2 separate regions of the Homo sapiens genome follow, and region 1 is linked to region 2. Evidence: chromatin loops called from intact Hi-C (ENCODE). Cell type or tissue: Caco-2. All regions are shown on one strand. Each heading gives the region's core, and the rest is flanking DNA. Links, peaks and the distances in the headings are about the cores only.

The links. A loop is a pair of places that touch in the nucleus more often than their neighbours do. Peaks named below come from ENCODE experiments on the same cell type or tissue, not always from the same donor. Only the 100,000 strongest peaks of a DNase experiment are listed, where the experiment ranks them.
Region 1: a loop joins it to region 2, with 5 times the contacts of the local background. A loop is called at or near these places in 1 of 110 quality-filtered maps.

Annotation. Positions count from the first base shown.
Region 1 is chr2:190,858,908-190,871,069 of GRCh38, reverse strand. No RefSeq gene overlaps it. Among named protein-coding and RNA genes, the nearest start is that of GLS, 16 kb to the left of the region's middle. RefSeq lists enhancers at 709-1,247, 1,248-1,788. In Caco-2, for the core only: no CTCF peak of the experiment used is centred there; a DNase peak (open chromatin) is centred at 6,919.
Region 2 is chr2:190,803,737-190,815,898 of GRCh38, reverse strand. No RefSeq gene overlaps it. Among named protein-coding and RNA genes, the nearest start is that of GLS, 71 kb to the left of the region's middle. In Caco-2, for the core only: no CTCF peak of the experiment used is centred there; DNase peaks (open chromatin) are centred at 6,278 and 6,668; H3K4me3 peaks cover 579 bases.

The sequences.
Region 1 (12,162 bases), core at 5,879-8,378, 54 kb before region 2:
TGCAAGAACAGATTAATACAATCTGGCACTTCTTAGAGATTACTTAAGTGCTCACAGCCACAATGTTGGTAGAAATATGAACAGTAAAGGCCATTCTAATGAGGTCTCAGATGGAAATGAAGAAGGTATTAGAAACTGGAGTAAAGACCATCCTTGTTATAAAGTAGCAAAGACCTTAGTTGAATTGTGTCCATGCCCTAGGCTTTATGGTATGCAGAACTTAAGAGCAATGAACTAGGATATCTGGTGGAAAAAATATCTAAGCAGCAATACTTCCAGGCTGCTGGAGCTACCTTTAACTGCATACAGTGAGATGCAAGAGGAAATAAATGACTTAAAAACAGAATTTATTGGAAAACAAAAATAAAATTCTAGCCCCAAACCGACTGAACAGACCTCTTTCTTGACCAAGGAGATTTCAAAGAAACCTGAAAAACTAGTTCAGACCATGCTTCATTATACTCCCTTCCATTTTAAGTTTAGATACAACTAATCAGCATTAACAATAAAGTAGAGATACAGCTGGGTGCAGTAACTTATGCCTGTAATCCCAGCACTTTGGGCAGCTGAGGCTGAGGGGATCACCTGCGGTCAAGAGATTGAGACCATCCTGGCCAACATGGTGAAACCCTGTCTCTACTAAAAATAGAAAAATTAGCTGGGCGTAGTGGCATGTGCCTGTAATCCCAGCTACTCGGGAGGCTGAGGCAGGAGAATCACTTGAACCTGGGAAGCAGAGGTTGCAGTGAGCCGAGATTGCATCACTGCACTCCAGCCTGGCAATAGAGTGAGACTCCATCTCAAAAAATCAAAACAAAACAAAAACACATTAAAATAGAGATACTAAGACTGACCAAACAGAGTTTTTGTAGCACTAAGATACCAACTCCAAACTGACTTTGGTTAACATCATATGACAGATTGGGCCCTAAAGGAAATCAAAGTATTTTACCCCAAAATATATTTCTTTGACATATTTTGGAATGATCCTACAAAGGTGTCTCTTGTAGGGAAAATTTACACTCTGTAGAGATTCCCCTTCCCGTTCCTGATTCAGGGGCAATTTAACTAAGAGTCTGACACCTCTTAAAGTCTCATAAGAGACATTTATCATCTATTCTCTCTGAAGCTTGCTACCTGGGGGCTTCATCTACATAACAAGAACCTTGGCTTCCACAAACACCGTATCTTAAACCCAAGAAACTGCTAATTTATTCCCGCTGACTTCAACGCTTTAGGCAAAGCTTAACTCTTTTAACCACTTGCCAATAAGAAAATCTTTGCATCCACTATGACTTGGAAGCCCCCATTTCAAGATGTCCCACCTTTCTGGTCCAAACTAATGTACGTCTTACATGTATTGATTTATGTCTTTGCCTGTAACTTCTATCTCCCTAAAAATGTATAAAATCAACTGTAACCCAACCACCCTGAACATTTGTTCTCAGGACCTTCTCAGGCTGTATCATGGGTGATGGTCCTCATATTTGGCTGAAAATAAACTTCTTCAAATATTTTACAGAGTTTGGCCTTTTTTTTTGGTCAACATTAAAATTAAAAGAAAGACTACATGGAAAGATTTGAAAAATTTGCAGTCTGGCCATATGAAGAGTGAAAAGTCATATTTAGGAGAACAAAGTGGCCACATGCTAAAGGTATTAGTATAGATGAGAGCCAGATGCTGTTCATCAAGACAATGAAAGACTCAAAAGTCATTTCAGAGCTCTTCTGAGGCTGCCCCTTCCATTGCAGGCTCAGAGCTCTAGGAGGACAGAATGGTTTCTGGGGATGGGCTCAGGGTGCCCTCCACAGGCTCACAGCCCAGGGCCACTTTGGGACTCTATTCCCTGCATTCTGGTCCAGTGCTCCTCAGCTATCCTAGCCGTGACTCAAGCAGGCTCAGGTGTGGCTCAACCTACCATTCTGGAAGGTTCAATCCATAAACTTTGGTAGCATCCATGTGGCACTAATTGTGCAGGTGTGCAGAATGCAAAGAGCTGCGTTGGTGTGGCTTCCTCCACCTAGATTTCAAAGGATGTCGCAGACAGCCTGGGCACCCAGGCAAAGACTTAATCACAGGGGTGGAGCCACTGCAGAGAACCTCTACTGGGGCAATGCCAAGTAGAAATGTGGGATCAAAACTACCACAGAGAGTCCCCACTAGGGCAATGCCTAGTAGAGCCATGAGATTGGGGCTAATCCCAAAACCCAAGAACTGTAAGGCCACCAGCATGCAATTTCAGCCTAGGAGAGCTACAGGCATGTGATCCTAACTTGTGAGAGCTTCTGGGTGGACTGACTCCAGCAAAGCCATGGGGCAAGGGCTGCTGGGTTTTTAGGAGCCCATCTTCCACCCCAGTGTGCCCAAAATTGGGGACATGGAGTCAAAGGAGATTATTCTTCAGCTTTAAGACTTAATGTTGATTAGCCTGTTGGATTTTTTTTTACTTATTTGGGGCCAGTTACCCTTTTCTTCTTGCCTATTTTACCTTTTTGGAAAGGGAATGTCTATCCTATGCCAGCCCTGCCATTGTATTTTGGAAGTAGATAACTTGTTTGATTTTACAGTCTCATGGCTATAGGGAATTTGCCTCAGGATAAATCATGCCTTCAGTCTCACCCATATCTGATTCAGATGCAACTCTGGACTTTGGGCTTTTGAGTTGATGCTGGAACAAGTTAAGACTTTTGGGCTATTGAAATGGAATGAATGAATGTTGTTTGTGAGAAGAATATGAGTTTTAGGGGGCCAGGGGCAGAATGTTATGGTTTGAGCGCCCTCATCAAAACTCATGTTGAAATTTAATTGCCATTGTAACAGTATTAAGAGGTGGGGCCTTTAAGAGGTGATTAGGTCATGAGCGCTTTGCCTTCATAAATGGATTAATACCATTATCACAGGAATGGGTTAGTTATCACAAGAGTGGGTTTCTGATATAAAGATAAGTTCAGCCCCCATTTGTTCACTCTGTCTTGCACTCATTTTCCATGTGATGCCTTCCACCATGAGATGACGTCCACCAGATGCCAGTGCCATGCTCTTGGACTTCCCAGCCTCCAGAACCGTGAGCCAAATAAATCTCTTCTTTATTAATTAACCTGTCTGTAATATTCTGTTATAGCAGCAGAAAACTGCTAACATAGGCTCTTAAAAATTATTCTTTTAGAGTAATTTCCTCAAATGTGGGACTAGGTAAGTAACCCGAGTAAAACAGACCAGGTGTAATACATTAGGGAATTATGAGACTCCAGCACATTGGAATTGGAATGCACCATCTGAAGGGGCAGTAACTAATCCATTCCAGCCAATTTTAGCTAAGTGAGAATGCAGGCAGTTGGCTAGACTTTGAATTCTTCAAGATGACCCAGAAATATGATTTTTAAAAATAAATCTTATGAACTTTCAATGTAAGCATCTCATTCAATTTTTAAAAAATACTATACCAATCAAAGCATCTGCAAGAACAATTACATTTCCTACTTTCCCCTAAACGATCAGATGATGAAAGTAATATAATGTTATTTGAGATTTATTCCCCAGAGCTGATTCTACTCCAGATAACTAGTCCTAGCCAGCCATGAAAAGTTCATTCTCCTTGAAACTGCTTCAACCCTCTTGCTGCTAGGAGGGGAGCCAGCCTTAAGGCAAACATAACACACCAAGGCCAACAGAGTGGAGAGAGAAAAAAATAAACCCTGGAAACTCCATGACATTCTTGAACTACTGACTCAATCAGTTCTGATGCCTGCTCTATTCTGGTGCTCCTTGTTACACATTAAACATTTCTTTATCATTTAAATCATTTCAAGTTCTTGTTTCCATTAAGACGTCTTAACTGATTCAAAGCCACACTATAGAAGTTTCTTTCTGTGTCTGTATCTTTTTATTTGCCCCAAGTACAATTTATTGTATCCTTTTTCTCTCATTGTTTTAACATCACTAAATTGGATAGCTATGTTTTAACCTATTTATACATTATATGACTTCCCAATTGTTGGAAGGGCCGTGTATGATAGCTTTGCATCATTTAAAAATAAAAGGATGGAGTTGGACTTAGAGTTGGAGATAGTAAGCACTAAGAAGCTTACCTCTAGGCCGGGTGCGGTGGCTCACTCCTGTAATCCCAGCACTTTGGGAGGCCGAGGCGGGTGGATCACGAGGTCAGCAATTCAAGACCAGCTTGGCCAAGATGGTGAAACCCCATCTCTACTAAAAATACAAAAAATTAGCTGGGCGCGGTGGCAGGCACCTGTAGTCCCAGCTACTCAGGAGGCTGAGGAAGGAGAATCATCTGAATCCTGAGGGTGGAGTTGCAGTGAGCCAACATCGTGCCACTGCATTCCAGCCTGGGCGACAGAGTGAAACTCCGTCTAAAAAAAAAAAAAAAAAAAAAAAAAAAAAGAAGCTTACCTCTAACCTTCAGTTTGGACTCTGAATGATTTCTATAACTCCAGATTGCTTCCTTTCTCTCCTAACAAAAAATATTGGTTTGGCACAGTGGCTCACACCTCTAATCCCAGAACTTTAGGAGGGTGAGGCAGGAGAATAGCTTGAGCTCAGGAGTTTGAGACTGCAGTGATCTGTGATTGTATCATTGCACTCCAGTGTGGGCAACAGAGTGAGACCCTGTCTCACAAAATATAGACAGACAGACAGACAGATAGATAGATAGATAGAGATAATAGACAGATCCATCCATCCTGAGACAACAAGCTTTGCCCTTCTGCTATAAAGCAGACCTCTATGCTTGTGCCTAATATATTAGTGTTTGAACCTTAATTTGCTTTCCTTCATTTTTGCCAGAATGATCAATTTTCCTTTACCTAACCAACATTCCTCCTTTCCAACTTTCCTCTTTGCTTATGCCATTTTAATCACTTGTGTGACCTAAACCTCTTCTCCACCCTTCAAAATTCCACAGATCATTTAAGATCTCTATCTTATGTCTTCATGATGCTCTCCCATTTCATATCATCTTCATAACAGTCACTTGAGATGGGCAGGTAGGTGCAATCTCATTTTTAGGTGAGGAAATTGACAGAAGCATTAATCTGCTCAATATTTCAGTTACTTGCCTTAAAAGTATCACATATTTCTTGACTCTGGCTTATGCCTTTACCATCACCCACTTACCATTCTCATTTGGATGTACCTTCTCTTTCCCAATCAGTGAACTCAAGTAAACATATTCTATGCTTTTTCTATTGAATGTCATTTCTGACTAGCTGTTTTTATTTCCACAACTAACTCCAAAGTTAAGAAATGTAATTTGAGTCAAGAAAAAGAAGACATCTTCACAACCCATCCTTTCTTTAATCTGATGGTGGCATAGTCACTGACCCATGTGTTCCAGATGGGAAAAAAAGTATCCAGAGGCATCTGCAGCCTCAGTAGATATTGGCTAGACTTAGTATTGAGCACCAGATACTATGACATTTCTCATGCAAGAGGCATGATACAAAGGAGAATACAATTCGGAGTCAGGCAAATTTAGATTTGAATTGCAGCAGACAGTAGTGCCTTCCTAAATTTTACCTCACAGGTAATACTGATTGCATTTTAACAGGGTTTTCAAGAATAAAAAGTCTTAATCCCAGAAAGTGACTGAAACAGGGAGGAGTTGATATCTGGTACTAGGCAAAAACAGGAGACATTTTTGTTGATTAGCACCTGAGCTGTGTTAATATTCTCCTGAGAGAAGGACCTAAGAGAATAGTATAGACAGTATAGGTAAGTTCATGTAGGCAGAGGAGGAAATGAGGCAGGGAAAGCCTAGACATGAGGGTAGTAATAAATTATAAGCATGTAAGGCCAAAGGCCCATGAACAGACTGGGATGCATATCTTTTTTTTTTTGAGACGGAGTTTCAGTCTTGTTGCCCAGTCTGGAGTACAATGGTGCGATCTCGGCTCACCACAACCTCCACCTCCTGGGTTCAAGCAATCCTCCTGCCTCAGCCTCCCGAGTAGCTGGGATTACAGGCATGTGCCACCATGCCCAGCTAATTCAGGCTGGTCTCAAACTCCCAACCTCAGATGATCCACCCGCCTCAGCCTCCCAAAGTGCTGGGATTACAGGCGTGAGCCACCGCGCCCAGCCATAACTTTTAAGTCCAATTCAAAAGAGTAAACTTATGTTTATTTATTTAAAAGTTTAATACTATATGTAGTTCTTTAAAACTTTTCTGAATAGAGAGTTAGGAGACTGGAGTTCTAGCTCTGGCCTGGCTATCACCTAGAACTGGTTGACGTGGGCAAATCCCCTGACTTGTCAATGTCTCCCTTTCCACATTTTTAAGTGGAAGTTTGGCCTGAGTGACCTCAAAGGTGCCTCCTGGGTCTCAACTGTGATTCCAAGCACTGGCTACAGTTGTGGCTTTTATTTGGAGGTTATTAAACACTTACTGATGAAATCTCATGTCTATTTTTTTCCAACAGATACCATGGGAATTCTAAGTGAATTTGGAATACTGGAAATACCAAACAAGGTTAAAGAATGTTTTAAATGCAGTGACTAGACAAAAGCTATAAACAGCTTAGCACATGGCAGTTTTGCAAGAGCAATAAAGAGTACACATTTTTAGATTAATAATCATAGATAATGTTAAGGGATATGTGAGAAAGGGCAGGGGGATACACAGACCAGGGGCCCAACACTATCTTGATAACCTGAGGTCCTGGGCAGGAACTTGTCCCAGGTTGTGGAACAGTGTCTCTGTAGTCTGGTTGGCAAAACTTTAATCTCAGTAGGTTTTCCCTCAGTGGTAGGCATTATCAGAATATAAAGACAACTGTATCCAAGAGTAATTCATACACTGTGCAGCCAGCTAGCACTCATGCTTATGGCAAGAGACTCTTCAGCCACTGCGAGTGCACGTGCTCACTGTCATTAGAGTCAGCTGTTGGCCCTGAAGAGCCCTGGCAGTCAGACTCCTCCAACAGCCTCCAGGATAGTGTTTTGGTGCAAACCTGAGTATGTGCTTTCAGAGTCATTAGAGAAAGGAGATAACCACAAGTAAACAGAAAGCAGGTGGACTGTACAAACAGTGTCGCAAACATAATTTTCAACTCAATTACTATAAGGTTCTCTTTTTATGTTCTTTTTAAGTAGATGGAATATCTAGGCTCCACTTATCTCTAAATAATAAAACTCTTTCACTCCTAGCAACCACTTCCTGGAAAACAACCTGACAAAAAGATGAAAACAGTGAAAAGAGGTCTTTTGCACATTTAACAATGATAAGAGGGATTTTTAAGAGTGAAATCCCATAATAGCTTCAATCATAAATGGCTATATCCAGTATCTCTCAGATGAGCAGCCAGGATCATGAACTTCCTTGTTGCAAAATCATGTATTAACCCTTCCCTGATCACTGCATTCTGGATATGACAATCATCTACCTACAGAATTTTACAACAAAACCATCACTGAGATTTTACTGGGTGTATGGTATGCCCCATGCATTAATTTCACATTAATAGAAGGAATTGTACTCATTTTCTTGCTCCTCCTTATGTTCCTCTGGACAATTTATATAGCCTCAAAGGTCTTCGTTTCCTCACTTATAAAGTGAAGATAATGGTTCACACTTCTCACAACTATTGTGAGAATTAAATGAAGTAATGCATGCATATTGTTCAGGGATAGGCACACACAGAAACTCAACAGATGTTAGCTCCTTGTCCCTTGCAATCCATTTCTATCCAGGAGCTATAGTGATCTTCTTACACATAAATCGGATCATGCTACTCTCCAGCTTAAAACCCATAATGGCTTCCCATTACATTTAGGATAAAATTAAAAATTTGTAATATTCCTACAATACCTCTCTGGCTCTGCCTAAATTTTAGGTACATCTTCAGCCAGTCTACCACTAACATTCTATGCTCCAGCTAAAATTACCTTCTTTTGGATCTTTAAATATGCCAGAACTATATCATGGCCCCTGCATGGTAGCAGCACAAGGGGAGATTTGGGTGTCTTTATTCCTTATGATATGCATGAAGTCCATCCTTTATTTGATATGCAAAATTGATATATTATGAATCTTATATAGAATGCTATGCACAAACAGCTTCTAGCCCACCACTGAGTCAAATTGCTACCTCTAAGGCCCTCCTAAATTGTCATTTGGAAACTGTCACTGTTCTTGCACATGCCATTCGTTCTGCTCAAAAAAGCCCTTATCTTTTCTCTTTGCTACTGGTGAAATCTTACTGACTCATCAAGTCTGAGCTTGAATAATCCTGTGTGTCTATTAAGGTAGAGAAGGGCAAGGATAGTGTGGCTGCTTCTCTTAATGCTGTGGTCTAACATAAAGGGAGGCAGGAAATGCTTGTTGTTGGAACTCAAGGTTTACTAGATTTTTTTTTCTTTTTTTTGAGACTGGGTCAGTGCAGTGGCGCAATCTTGGCTCACTGCAACATCTGCCTCCCAGGTTCAGAGCTCAAGGTTTACTAATTGTATTAGTCTGTTCTCACACTGCTAATAAAGACATACCTGAGACTGGGTAATTTATAAAGGAAAGAGATTTAATTGACTCACTGTTCAGCATGACTGGTGAGGCCTCAGATTGAAACTTACAATCATGATGGAAGGGAAAGCAAACATGTCCTTCTTCACATGGCAGCAGCAAGGAGAAGTGCCAAGCAAAAGTGGGAAAAGCCTCTTATAAAACCATTAGATCTTGTGAGAACTCACTCACTGTCATGAGAACAGCATGAGGGTAACCACTCCTATGACTAAATTACATCCCACTGGGTCTCTCCCATGACACATGGGGATTATGGGAACTACAATTCAAAATGAGATTTGGGTTGGTGACACAGCCAAACTGTATCACTAACCAATAAAGTTTACCTGAATATATATATAGTGAAAGATCTGCCCCTGCACCCATGAAAAACTAGAGCATGTTACACCAGCTAAATCTGATGACAAATTTTGAGTCTGTCTTAAGCCAACATTTAGGAGTCAAAGAGAAAGAAAATGCCTCCATCAAAGACTGTGCCTTTGTATCCTGGCCTTTTCCTACGTCTTTTTTTAATTTTTATTTCTTTTAGACAGAGTCTCGCTCTGTTGCCCAGGCTGGAGTGCACTGGAGTGATCTTGGCTCACTGCAACCTCCGCATCCCAGGTTCAAGCTATTCTCCTGCCCCAGCCTCCCAAGTAGCTGAGATTACAGGCGCCCACCACTACGCCCGGTAATTTTTTGTATTTTTAGTAGAGACGGGGTTTCTCCATGTTGGCCAGGCTGGTCTCAAACTCCTGACCTTGTGATTTGCCGGCCTCAGCCTCCCAAAGTGCTGGGATTACAGGTGTGAGCCACCGTGCCCAGCATCCTTTTCCTACTTCTTTAACTCACTTCCTTTCTACTACCCTGACCACTGCATTTCAACATACACAAATCAATCTGAAGCAGAACTAAATTTTACATAGAAAGAGGGGTTTGAGAAAGGGAAAAGCGAGTGGCAGGACTATGAACAGAAGAAATAAAATGCAAGTACAGCCTCAAGGCATTCTTTCTCCTGGGCTCTCAGCAGGGAAGTTCCTGCCAGGCATATCTTTGTACCACACTTCTAGTCTGTCTTACATTCCTCTGGATCATTTACCAGTGGCCTAAGCTGCCTGCTTTACTTTCCTGTCCTGAATCATGTTTCTGCATTGATCTCTGATAAAAGATCCTTTTCTGTTTGGATCCTCAGTTTGGTCCCATTTGTCTTTTAGTTGTAACAGGGCTAGCTTTTTAATCACCTTTCAACAATTTAGGAAGCTTTTACTAGGAATCCCAGTCTTTCTTCCACAAATATTTATAGAATGTTCCTAAGTACCAGGCACTGTGCTAGGTTCCACCCCTTCTGCATTCTCCGCTTCGGTAGACCATCTGGATTGAGGGTTTCTCTTGAATTTTTTTGTCTACTTTGACTCTCCCTTTCTACTTGGCTTTGATTTTTCTTAAAGGGTCCTCTCCCTAGCCGGGCTTCTCATCCTCCTTTAGAATATCCCTGTTCAGAAATTCACAACTTCTATTTGCATGTGAAAGATAACTCACAGGGAAGTTCTCGGAGAAATTTCCATGTGTGTTTAAACATTTATTTGCTACTTGACAGTCAAATGGAAGCTGCCTCTGAGGGGCGGGGGGGGGGGGTCTGTGGCCATCCCTCTGAAGTAGGAGAACGAAGTGGCATCTGCTTTGTTAGGGGGCTGTTGTCCTTTAGGTTTATTCAGAATTTCTATCCTTCCCTTAGTTGAAGCTGCCACATAATCAGGTCTTTTTCTCTAGAATTCTATTGTGTGTGTTGCCTCTTGAATAAGATAAACAGAATAAGACAGTCGTGGTGCCAAGGACCTATTTTTATATTCCCTAGTTCATTTGCATTCCCCCCTCCAACTTTCTATGGCAATTTTTCCTGTCCACATTAAAAACAGCTTTCTGGAAATTTTTATGGAAATCCTTTATATATGATATTGTGAATTTAAGGAAGCATCTTCCAGGCATCTTAAGTTTTTTTCTTTACAGAATTTGAGGCTTCGTCACTGCTCCTGTCCCTTAACCTCTGCACAATAGTTTCATACAGAAATGTCTTGTTCACATAAAATCTGCCATCTCCACCCATAGTGAGCCCTGCCCTGTTCTGATGTTCCAAATCTTCCCCTTCCATTTTTAAGGCTCACCTCAATCCTCAGGGCACATTCCTTCTCTTCTCCTATTTTCAGAAACTACCCACTTCAGTCCTAATCTTGTAAAACCAAGCAAACTACTCCCAGAAGGTGACAATGAGGAGGGACCATACACTAGAGTGTAGGTTTAGTGAGCAAAGAATAGCTCCAGGAAGGTACCAAAGCTGCTATACTCACATTTTCTACATTTTAGCATAATCTTTCATCTTGGAGGATCTTCAGTAGAGATAGAAAGATGCCAAGAAATCTCTCCTAAATTCCATGGATTCAGATATACTATATTTAATCTTTAAAAAGTGCTGAATCATAGAGTTGCAGAGGTGGAAAGGAATGGACTTTAGAAATCCAGTCCATTTCCTCAATCTGTTTATTAATTTCCTCTATAACATTCCTCAAAACTGGCCATCCAGCCACAGTTTTTTTTTTATTTCTCTTTAAAAAATATTGTTTAAAGAATAATGAGCCTAATTCCAAAGACTTAATCAGTATTTCTTAAAGAATGTTCTGCAGATGACCTGCATCAGAATCACCCGGCATGCTGCCAAAGGGTCCCTGGGATCTACCCTAGATAGACAGAATCCTAGAGCCTAGGGGTGCAGTCCAAGACTCTGCACCTCCAGGTAGTGCTTGCATATACTAAAGTCTGCGACCCTGTATTCTAACAGGGATCAGCCACAGCTGTACGTGGACAGACTTCCTCCCCATATTTAACAGAGCAGGAGAAGGCCATTCGTGCCTTGAGAGGAGCAGTCTACGCTTGCCGGTATTTTTACAGGAATGTGGTAAAACAGCTGCTACAAACCTACCCCCAACATTTTTTTTGGCCACACCATACCCAGAGCAGCCAACAGCATTACTGAAGCTGGCAGATGCATAACTCTCTGCTTCCTGATGAAGATGAGGAAAAGAAGTGCCTTCCTGGATCAGGGAGAGGGAGATGAGCTGAATATTAATATTGCACTTAATACTGGTGAAATCATGATCCAGGCCCTCAGGCAGTATATCTAGGCAACTACACTAAGGGAAAAAGTTTGAACATTAATGAAAATCTGGAGAAACTGATTTATGTGGAAGCCTAAATAAATAATTCTAGACTATAAGGAGCATATAATAATTTGTTAAAAGATAAAAAACTGACGGTGGAAAGATGGACCAGAACATAGGAAGTTGAAAAGGAAAACAATGAAAAGAATTCAGGTACAATTCAAGCTACAATGAAATGAGACTTAATAATAATTTAACCATTTTAACCAAACAGACAGCATATTTTTAGAATCAGGAGGTCTGTGCAATGTTTAGGCAGCCTGTGTAACTCTCCTTTTAAAAGAGGCTCACGTTAAGCATTCCAGAAAACCACGGAGACACTGAGCTCAGTGTACAAGAGTCGACTGTGTTGAAAATGCAAGAGCCAGAAATGACACATACCTAGAAAATGACCAAAAACTAACCAAAGGCAGGACAGAGAAATCCATTCTTCTTTC
Region 2 (12,162 bases), core at 4,718-7,217:
TGTGTGAAATGAAAAAAGATTATTAAGGCAAATGTATTGACTATTTTTTTTAATTCCAGGAGAGAGACAGCAGCAGGCTAACTAGTTGTCTGTTAAGAACATCCAGAGCAGGACCAGAATCTGGGCCAGGAACTGAGAGACAGATTGGGACAACGGAACAAATCTACCAGGGTATGCTGGCCAACTTAGTCTTCTATTATGATCAAGGAAGGATGGCGCCTGAGAGGTCATTACTATGTGACTGGTCTTCATATATTGCTTCTATGTTTGATTCTTCCTCCAGAAATGTTTCAATAGCAAACTCAATGAGTTTACGTAGCCAGAATCTTAGTCAATAACCTACTCTGCAGTATCTTAGGGCTGACTTTGTACATATGGAAGTCAGCCAGATCTCATGAGTGGATCATTAAGCTAGAATTATTTTCTTGGCACACGTTACAGTAAGGTAATATATGACCTAGGCCTAAGGCAGGCCATCAACCTGTCAAGAGTAATGACCCCCAGGGGTAAGGCCTTGCTGTCTCCACCTCAAGGATGGGTCTTCAAAGTGGAGACAATATAGTCCCTATGGTTTCTACATGCTTAATGAGTCTGTTATGTGAATTATAAAGATAATATCTATGGGGACTTTGAGCTCCTACAATAAAAATGTATAAATATAATCCAAGAAATTCTGGTAGACAAACATTGTAATAATGCATATCAGTCTTTGTATCTCCATTTAGTTTTTTTAAAACTTGGCTTGTGTCCAGAAGTATGCACAGATATACATAGCAAATGCTCAGTGCTGAATGTTTAGCTAAATCCTGTGCTTCAAAGCAAGGATGAATAGATTTTCATCAGAGCTCAGGACCTGAACTGTAGGCTTCCCTCACAATGAGAAGTAAAGCTAAGTATAGGTGAATCCTGAGTGGCACATATTCTATGAGAGTTTTATACATAATTTGAATGATTGATATGCTGCATCTTTCATTGAAATGATTGTCAACCAATATTATTTCAAGTGTTATTTCCATGCTATTTCTAGTTCTGTATGTTTTACGTAATTATAAATGGCTTCATATTTTCATGTAACATTGTATGATATGATTTGGGTTCTAACAGGTTATCCTTGACACCAGTATAGAATACCCAGAATTAATTTAAGGTATATTATCAAACCACTAAAATTAGGATGTCCATGAATTCTGAAGGAGAAAATATCATTTAGATTGTGTGTGTGTGTGTGTGTGTGTGCGCGTGTGTGTGTGTCCTCTAAGTTTTAAACATGAGGTGGTTATATAAAGGGGACTTCTAAATTGGGAGAGGATGAAAATGGGCTAAATATTTCAAACAAACTTCAGTGTGAAATCAGTAGTATATTCAGTAGAGGTGACAGGGAAAAAAGCTGTGGAGGAGAAAAGAGAACAAGAAAATCAGGAAGCAGTAAAAATGATGACTGAGGTCAGGTGGTAATGGTAACATCAAGAAACTTGAATCTGATGGAAAAAAACCACGGGTAGCTATAAAAGGGGCATTCGAAATAGGAAATGATGTGAGAGGAGAAGATAATTTTAGTATAGTTAAAGGAGGTAGCAGCTATAGGTGTGAAGAGAACGGATTAATTTTAAATGTGTCCCAGAAGTAAGAGAAATATTTTTTTGAGGAGTGGGGGAGGAACAATGAGATAAACCTGGTTGAGTGTTTTATGGTTATCTCAAGTAAGAGTCCACTTGGAGTATTATGTCCATTTTTGGACACCATACTTTCATAGGCATGTTGATGAACCAGGTCATTCAAGACACCAGGGTAGTGAGAAGTGTGTTAATAGTGCTTCTACCAGAGAGTTAGAGTGACATGGCAGCTGTCCTCATATCTATCGATCTGTCATAAGGAAGAAAGATCACATGCCTCTGCATTGTTTAAAAGAAAGAAACAGACCCAAAGAAAGTCAGGAGGCAGATTTTGCTCAATATAATGATCTAACAATTAGATGTGCCCTGTAACAGAGTGCGCTATTGTAAAGTAATGTTCTCCCATCTTTCCAAGTATTCAAGCAGAGAATAGTCAATAATACAACTAACGACTGGAAGGGTTTCTTTTATTCTAAGGTACTATCAGATGGAGGAACATGTAGTTTGTGGTCAGTGACCTCAGGTTCTCACATTCACGGTGCTGCATCCTGGTTTTCATTTGGGGACTGTTTTCTGGCACTCCCGCCTGTCTGGAGGTGAGATATGCTTGTTATGACAACCCTTCTGTCACAATAAATTGGCTGGTGCATTCAGTGTCATCTATGGCTTTTTACTTCTATTAATTCATTAATTCCGGGCCCCCAAGCGAAAGTTTCCAAAGGCCTTTTTTCTTCTTTGTTAATTATAACATGATATCAATCAGCACCCAAGCAGAAACTAGAAGAGTATTCAAACTAGGTAATTTGAGGAGAGTTTAATAAAGCAACAGCTTACAAAGATGTGGACAGTGGCTTAAGGAAGCCACTAAAGGATGGCACAGTCCTCCAGGCTTGTGATCAGGGGAGTCATTACCATCCCCCAGCCTGAAGATCAAGAGGCTGGAGCTATTTCCAGACCCTGAAGAGGGTGGTTGTATGGAGAGGACTATCTGAAAGAAGAGGCTGTAGCCAACACAAGAAAGCCAGGGAATAAATAATCCATCCTCACTCTCCTGCTGTTGCCTCTCAATGGCCAAACCCAACCATGAGCTGGGCATGAAGGGAGCTAGCTGACAGCTATATGGCTCAGCTTCCTGGGGCCCAGAGCAGAGTGGAGCTGAGAAGAGAGTGAATCTGGAGGGGTTAATGGAAGAAACCACAGAAAGCAAATTCCTCCCTGAGATACAGTTGGTGCTTAGGCAATATTTGTACTGACAGGAATGTGGCCACATATTTTGGAAAAGCTCAGGGACTCAATCCTCTGCTAGCTGCTTTGAGGCCATGTCTGCCGAAGTCACTGTCCTCTACAGGGTTTTTTCCTCATGTTCAGTGTTTAGTCCTTTCCACCTTCACGAAAACGATGCCTACTTAATATACAGAAAGGAGGACATACAGAAATTTTTCATCTTAATTGGATATTACAGTTGCCCCACTTTGGAGCCAAGAAGAGCTGAATAAAGCTGAGAAACACCTAAACAGAAAGGCAAGTTTACCATGAAGTAAGAAACGTAAGCTTTGGACCCCTTAATTGCTTGAGCCTCCGTGAGTATTGGGAGTTGGTGTGGGTTGTAGAATGTTGTCAGTAGAGAGAGAAGTCAGATTGCATTTCTATGTAAATATTTTGGGTAAATTGCTTAGAGACATGTCAGAAGAAAGGGACCTGGACTCTCAAGGCTCCAGTAACTTATTATGAATCCTTTTCTTATCCTTAATAAATATTCTTTTTTGTACCTAACTTTATATTTCTAATTTTATGTTCTTTTTCTTGAGAAGGATCAGCCAAATAATATACGTTTTAGCCCCCACAAAACCTGGATCACTCAACCTACATGGAACTTTAATCATACTCAAACTAGGTCAGCAGTCAGTTTAAAGTGTAGGGGTAGGGGACAGTAAAAGGGACTTTATATGGAAGCCACGGAAAGTTTTCATAGGAGAGAGAAAGAGTGCATGTGCATGTGGTACTAACATGGACTCAAACTTTACTCCTGGCCACTGCTCCATTTCTTTCTTGTATATTTGTGTTCCTTGAACATATACTTTATACTAAATGCATCTACTTCTTAACCACATATAGGACATTGACTTTCTTTAATCAACTTTGTTCTCCTTCCCCTTGTACTTCTTCTATCCCTAGAAGCTGCTACCCTCAACTAGGATATTTCTGGCAACTTCAGGAAAATTGAAAGGACAATTTCTAGTGCCATTATCTTTGCAACCTTTGACTGGATGCCACCAGTTCACCCTTTTCAACTGTAATTATAATGACTTCCTTAAAGTGTTGTCACTAACTCTGGCTTCTATGACTTCATTTGCTATTTTACCACTTTCTGGTATCTACTGGCATTCTTGGGTATAATCTAGGAATTAGTGCCCTTCCATTGCAGTAGGTCCTGCCCATCCTGAGACAACACACATTTCCCTTCAATCTTTTCCCTTGGTCTGTTTTCATGTTGTTAACCTTCTTTTGCTGCTTCTTGCTGCTTTCTTCTCCCTCTAACTCATCTCTCTGTTCAATTCATACAACTGAATCTTCTTCCATCTGGCCTAGTGAAACAAGCTCCTGGTAGGGCCCCCTTTCCCAGATCTAACCTTCTTTCATCATTGCTCAGAGTGACTGTGACACAGGCATCTCAAACCATCCGACATACCCCTCCACTCCTTAGGACTCTATGGTGGCATCCCTTAGCCCCAGGAAGCACAGGAGTCACATCACTTTCTCATTTAAGATTCACTTGCTCAAATCTTCTTTTGTCCAGTTCCACCCTACTTTTTCTAAAGCTGCATGATGCATCTGTAGGCACTCCTTTGTACCACTTACTATGTGTCAGACCTGGTATCTTGATTTGACCTCATTTTGCTTACAGCAACCATGTTTTTGTTTCTTGCAACAACCAAGTTTCTGTTTACTTACGGCAACCAAGTGATTTCTGTTGTTATCTCTATTTCATGGGTGAGGAAATCGAGCATTAGAGAGGGCAAATAAAGTACCCAAAGTTAGAGATTCGGCAAGTCTTTGGGTTCATAATATTTGAACCCAAGCCCTCTGATCCCATAGTCCACATTCTTAACCACTGTACCAGTGCTTCTCAAAGTATAGACCACTGACCGTCGGCACCAGGGTCACTGGGTGCCTGTTAAAGTGCAAATTCCTGGGTCCCATTTTCTATCTACTTACCTGATGAAAAGGGATCTGGTGAAAGAATATTCAAGGCAGAGAAAACAGCAACTGCTGAGGTGGGAATAAGCAAGGATCAGAAAAAGGGTGAGAGAGGCTGGAGCACAATGAGCCCAGGAGGGTGGTATGAGGTCCGGAGGCTTCGGATTTTGGATCTCTTTTCTTCTTTTCCTTTCCTTTTGCCTTTTGCCATTCCTTTTGCCTTTTGCCTTTCCTTTCCTTTCCTTTCCTTTCCTTTCCTTTCCTTTCCTTTCCTTTCCTTTCTCTCTTTTTCTTTCTTTTTTGAGAGGGTTGCACTGTGTCACCCAGGCGGAATGCAGTGACAATCACAGCTCACTGCAGCCTTGACTTCCTGGGCTCAAGCATTTCTCCCACTTCAGTCTCCCAAGTAGCTGGGACTACAAATGCATGCCACCACACCCGACTAACTTTTGTGTTAGGGGGTGGTCTCCCTGTGTTGCCCAGGCTGGTCTCAAACTCCTGGGCTCAAGCAATTCTCCCGCCTCAGCCCCCCAAAGTGCTGGGATTTTAATTTTTTATTTAGTTAGATGGGAAGCTCTTGGACAGTGGTAAGCAGGCGAGCGATAAGACCCACCTCACATTTGAACAGATGGCAGCTGTCACTAAAGAGTTGTAGAGTTGTGGAATTTTGGAGTTGTAGAGTTATAGAATTGTGGAGTTGTGAAGCTGTGAAGTTGTTGTAGGGAAGCAGCTGCCCAGCCAGCGCACTTCCTTGCATCTAGAGATGTCATAGATGAATTCTGGCCATTGGAAGGAGAGCAGAAGTGATTTATGGGTGACTTTTGGGCAGAGGTATTGAAGGAGCAGATATGCCTGCTTCATGTTCTCTCCGCCCTTCTACCAGCTGGGTGTTGATTCCATGTATTAAGATGACTGGGCTCTCCCTCTCCCAGCCTGGCATTGACAAGGAGTCCCCACATGAACTATTCCCTGAGCAATAAAAAATGGAACACAAAATGTGTATTATTCAAATGTGGGGATTTCCTTGTTACAGTAGCTACTATTACCTTAAATGATACATGACTCATGCTTTGCCAACATCATTTTGGCTGCTATGTGGAGGTGGAAGGGGGTGGCAGAGAGACCAAGGTAGAGGCTACTGCAGAAGTTCTAATGGGACTGGGGGCTGGCATAGATTACCTGGGTGGCACTAGAGTGGTGGAAACTGGAGATACTAGATATATTTTGGAAGAATTTTCCCCCAAACCAGCAAGATGTGCCATTAGATTAAATGGGGATGTGACAGGAGAGATAAATCAAAAGTGCAAGGTTTTCAGCTTGAACTCACTGAAAATACAGAGATGCCATTTTCTGAAGTGGGGACTGGAATATTTGAAATCTTCTCCTGCCTGCAGTTCTCTCACTCTGCAATTTGCCCTGAACAACCTCCTAGTTGTGGACCTTAGACCACATGATTCATCCCCTGAGGCCTCCTCCATACCCTACAGACCTCACGTGTACTTCACGTGTTCACGCTGAAAGAAAAATTTGTCCTACACTCTCTCGGCCTGAACAACTGACTACTTGATAAAATAAGATTTGTAAACATAAAAAAAAAAGCAATTATAACCTCAAATGGGTTTAAGTTGCTTTCCCATTCTTACCAGGCCAGAGCACAAATAGAGAAGGAATGTGTCTTTCGTGTTTGCAATTAGGAAGTGAAGGAGATGGTGCTAATCATAGAGTTTCTGTTAGTTCTGGGCTGACCTTGTTTGAAGTATGGTTGCAACACACTTTATGACCCTACCAGCTCAATGGAATTTTTGTTTATTGCTTCCTCTCCTCTCTGTGTCCTCTGACTGTGGGTCTACTCAGTATGACAGTCTCTCCAGGGCAGGATTGTGTCTGTTTACCTTGTTCTGCACTGGACTTCACTTACCATGGTGGCTGTGGCAGAGCTGGGTCATTAGGACTCTTTGGAAGATAATGCCCTGTGAAAGAGGAATGGGGTATAGGAAAAAAGAGGCAATGGGCATGAAAGATGTGAGAATGGATGGGAAAAAAAAGATATAATAATATAAAATAATGTCATATATGAAATAATATAAAAAATAAATTGAGTATTTGTTTTTCAGTTAACCAATGTCAGAATATATATTATTCTAAGACCCTCACTCTACTCTGTTGTCCTAGGAGCTCTGGAGGGAAGCATTAGATATGGCTCTTAACCTCAGGGGGCTTACAGTCCAATCAGGAGACCCAATGCAAATGGAACAATGAATCAAGATACTATCTAACAGGACTAGACCATGCCAGTAAGTGCTGTAGGAGTTTAAAGATGAAGTAGCTCTTTGAGGCTGCAGTAGTCTGTTGATGGTGCTTCTCTCAGGAGGTCCCAGGAGGGGTGACTGTTCTTTCTGGAACATGGTCATGGGAAAATCCCTCATACCTACTTTAAGCCAGTAAAAGAGAATGTCCAGAAAGGCCAGGTATTTGGAATTGGACCTAAGTGACAGGCTTCATATACAAATATGCATTGGTTTACGGACAATTGTATAGTTTTTTTCTTCACTGCCACCTAAACCATCATTATCAGCACTTGAGTCCTCTGTGACCATCACTGCTGTCCATGGGCAGTATGCACAAGTGGAACAAAGCCAACGCCTCAACTGTGAGACAGTTTGTCTCTTAGGGTTAGGGAAGATGAGGGCTAAGGGTGGAGGGAGAAGGTACAGCATGGCGAAGCTCATCATAGATCCCTTGGAACACTATTCCTACTGATTTGTTACTCCCTTTTCTCCCTCCATGCTTTGTCTTTCCCTGTTACACACACACTGTTATTCTTCATCTGTCCGCAGCCCAGTCATTGGAACTTGGATGTAAGTGGCTTCTACAACCAAGTGAGGCAGAGAAATGGGCAGCAGTGATGACTCTATAAAGACTTTTGTCCTTTCATTCATTCAAGGTGGTGTACAACCCAAAGATGAACACATGACCCTTGTCCTCAAGCAGCTCAATCTGTGAAAACTATCATATGAGTTAATGTGGTAACAGAAGCATGCGCACAAAGTACTCTGGAACAACAGGCAGGGACCATTTAGACCTGCTGCAGTGTGTGTGTCTGTGTCTGTTTATCTATGTATTATATGCAGGCAGATTGTGAAAAAAGACAAGTTTCACAGAGGAGATGATACATGATCTTTTCTAATTCACTGAAGCATACAGCTATCAAAGGCCTGAGGACTCTTGAAAGATGAGCAAAATTTCATCATGCAGAGAAGGGAAGTGTAAAGACAGGAAACAGCATGTGAAAGGCATTCTATTCTATTTAAATCTAGGAATACTGTCTTTAGGATGTTCTTGGCTGATTAAATCAGATGCATCATCATATTATACTATCATGATTTACCAATACTGGTTATTGCCTAGATTTTATCCATGGACTCTCCATTGGCATCATTAGTGATGAGAGCTGGAAGCTTGAGCACACCCTGCCATAAAGTTGTTTGTAACAGAAGACATAGTTTGTACTTTGTTTTCTCTGTTTCAGTTTTGGTTTCCACCTCTAATTTGATATATACCAGTTATTAATCTGGTTGATTTGCTACAAATGAAAAGTTTAAAAAATTAATGACAATCTATACAAAACTCACATAAAACCATTTGAGTCTCCCACTAGATGGCACAGGAAGAATATGGCATATCACCTAATTCTCAGGCTAGGCTAGATAGAAAATGTCTATTCCTATGATCACATGACTCTGACTACTTTCTCTTAAAAGTAAATATAAATAACATCTCTGTAATTTTATTTTTTCTTTAACAATAATTTATCTTAAAGTAGACAGAAAAATGCATGTGGTTTAAAATTCATAGTAAATAGGAGAATATTATAAAAGTTTCTTAAGGCCAGGTGCAGTGGCTCATGCCTGTAATCTCAGCACTTTGGGGGTCCGAGGCAGGCGGACCATGAGGTCAGGAGATTGAGACCATCCTGGGCAACATGGTGAAACCTTGTCTCTACTAAAACTACAAAAATTAGCTGGGCGTGGTATGCTCCTGTAGTCCCAGCTACTTGGGAGGCTGAGGGAGGAGAATCGCTTGAACCCGGGAGGTGGAGGTTGCAGTGAGCCGAGGTCGTGCCACTGCACTCCAGCCTGGCAACAGAGTGAGACTCTGTCTCAAAAAAAAAAGTTTCTCAAACCATTTTTAACAGATTAAAACAATTCTTTTTTTATCAAACTATTTTTTTCATTAATTCTTAGTAGTCAATAGTTCTGTTATTGTGACCCTGGAAGACAAGGCACTGTCATCTGTCTCCTACAGATTTTAGAGCAATTAAAAGTGAAGCAATCCATATTCATTGATTAAGAGGGAACTATCATGTAACCTGGGTAAGTCAGTCCATATCACTTTAAGAACGCTAAACAGTATTGCTCAAGGTTAAAAAAAAAAAAAAAGGAGAGAGAGAGAGATCTAACACCATTCTTTAACGCCTGGCCACTAAACTAATGACCATCAATGACAGAACCTGCTTAATCCCCATATAATTATCCAATATATTGAATCCTAATTTTTTTTGCTCTTCACCCCAACCTTGCCCAAGTGCCAGTGTAGCTCTACTTTAAGAATATCAATAGAATGTGATTTTTCACAAGCTGCCATAAGTAAATGGTGGTAAGCCAGAGTTATAATCTGAAAATGCAGCTAGTTTTTTGGGGGGCACATTAGGACTCAAACTTCCTAAAACTCCTACTCCTGAGTTACCTGGAGAAAAGCTACAGCAGATGGGCATCCAGTGCTTGGAAGGGCTGCTTGGTCCTCAATACAGGGCCCAGTAAATATATCTTTCAATTAAACTCCAACCTTTGATGTAACTGGTATCGTGGTGCCACAAGGATTCTGTTCAATATATATTTACTGAATACCTTCTTTGTGCAACACTCTGTGCTGGACCCTGGGCTAGCTTAAACAACCTGATTTGATTCATGGTGGGCAGCAGATAAGAAGGCAGAATTAGTTCACCCTCATAATGGTCTTTTACTGCAGCAATGGCCAATAAACCACCGAGTTTGCAACACCAGAACCCTAAGGGCACACTTAGCTTGAATCAGAGTGTCTCCTGGCAATCATAACTGATATTCAATCAGAGTTCCCACTGAGTATAGATGTACTACTTGACTCCATTCCAATAAGTGCAGCAAGCTGGAGCAGAAAAACTAATCTTTGCTGGGTCTCTCAACGCATGATTTTTCCTACATTGTGCAACCCTTATATGCCTTTCGTCATTCATTCCTATCAGAATCTCCTAGAGTGCTTATTTTAATGCAGATTCCCAGGCCCAATGTAGATCACTGTATCACATCTCTGTGATACAGGAGGCCATAGTGAAAACACAAATGAACCTGTTGCCAGCCATCCATGAGACCACCACGGATGCCCCACACATCGCCAGGGTGATTTGAGGGCCTCAAGATGTGAGTTCCTTAGCATGGTTGGGGGCCAGAGACGCCACAGTTTGAGCTTTGGCATTAATGTGCTCTTCCTTTCTGTTGCTTATCTTAGGTAGGAACCAGTTGACAAGTGTCCTCTCCCAGCACAAGGAACTGACTCTGGGCACTGAGTATAGATTTTACTTAAAAAAATGTACAATTTTACTTACAGAAAGTTACTCAGCTGGGATGTTTCACTTCATCATTAAGGTTTTCTTGTTTTCTTCCTTCCTTCCCTTCCTTCCTTCCTTCCGTCCTTCCTTCCTTCCTTCTTTCCTCCCCTCTCCCTCCCTCCCTCTCTCTTCTTTCTTTTTCTTTCTTTCTTTCTCTTTCCTTCTTCTTTTTCTTTCTTCTTTCCTTTCTTTCTTCCTTCCTCCCTCCCTCCCTGCTTGCTTGCTTTCTTTCTCTCTCTCTCTTTCTTTCTTTCTTTTTTTTGTAAGAAACAGGGGTCTCTCTCCCCAGGCTGGAGTGAAGTGGCACACAATCATAGCTCACTGTGGCCTCAAACTCCTGGACTCAAGAGATCTTCATGCAGTCTTCCCAGTAACTGGGATTACAGGCACGTGCTACTGCACCCAGCTTTCACCGTATAAGTTAATTGTTAACTTCACATAAGTTTTAATACCTGCAAAAATTATGTGACTCTTCCAGATTCCAATCTTTTCTAATTTGCTAAAGCATACAGCCATCAGAAGTCAACATGCAGAGAAGCACTAACACGGAGTCTCTGCATGTCTTGATAAATGTTGCTTTGATGCAGAATTCAGTTTGGGCAACTTGTGTAGAAGGATGGTCAGAAAGTAATTTTCTGTTTGTTGGGGTGTGTGTCTGTGTGTGTGTGTGTATGTATGTATGTATGTATGTATATGTATATGTGTATGTAAAGAACACAGGTTCTGCAATTAGTCCAGTGTTGTTGTTCTGGGAATTTAAATGTTTTCATTCTCAAAGCAGTTCTGCTGAGTAGAAATTTTCACGTTACCCCATTATACAGACTGAAAACCTGAAGCTTGAGTAGTTTGCCCAAGGTCACATAGCAAGGAAGATCACAAGGCAAAGGAAGATCTTGAACCCTCTAAAGTTCACGATGTTTCCATTATGTCATGCTTGTAAAAAACATGAAAAGAAATGTTTATAATAAAAGATATTAAGTGATAAAACTTCCTTAACAATTTTCTCCTTTGCAATATCAGAAACCTCCAGCAGGCTGTACCCCTGAATCAGTTTTCTAATTGAAGCCATTAAACAATGATTTTCTCAGTGCTTCGGTTGTCGTTGGGTTTTTTGGTATATTATTTTAAATTAAATCTACAACAATAATTTACAAACTTTCACAGGTACAACTGAAAGTCAAAAGAAAATATTGTTTTTGATGCATTGTTTTTAGGTACTTAACTGATTTCTTACGTTAAAATACTGCCCTATTACAATTGGTTGTGAAAATTACTGATGCTTCCACAGCTAGGAATAGAGTTTTATTTCATTCTACTATTGTCAAAATCTACGCTTCTTCATTGCAGGCTACCACATAGACTTAACCTGATTTGCAGAAGTGTGATTAGTTTATCAATATGTCTTCAAGTGTAGCCAAGGCACAATTATTTTAGAATTACCTAAGACAGTTGTTGTGAAAGCATGATCCTCAACCAGCATCATCAACATCAGCAGAGTTCTTGTTAGGTAAATTCTCAGGCCCTACTCCAGACCTACTGTAACAGAAACTCTGGGAGTGGGATCCAGCAATCTGTGTTTTAACAAGTCCTCAGGGTAATTCTGATGCACACCAGTGGATAAGACCCACTGACCCAGGATATTTATTAGAAGTATAAATTTCTGATCCTCACCCATATCATATCAGAATCTCTGGGGCCTAGGAAACT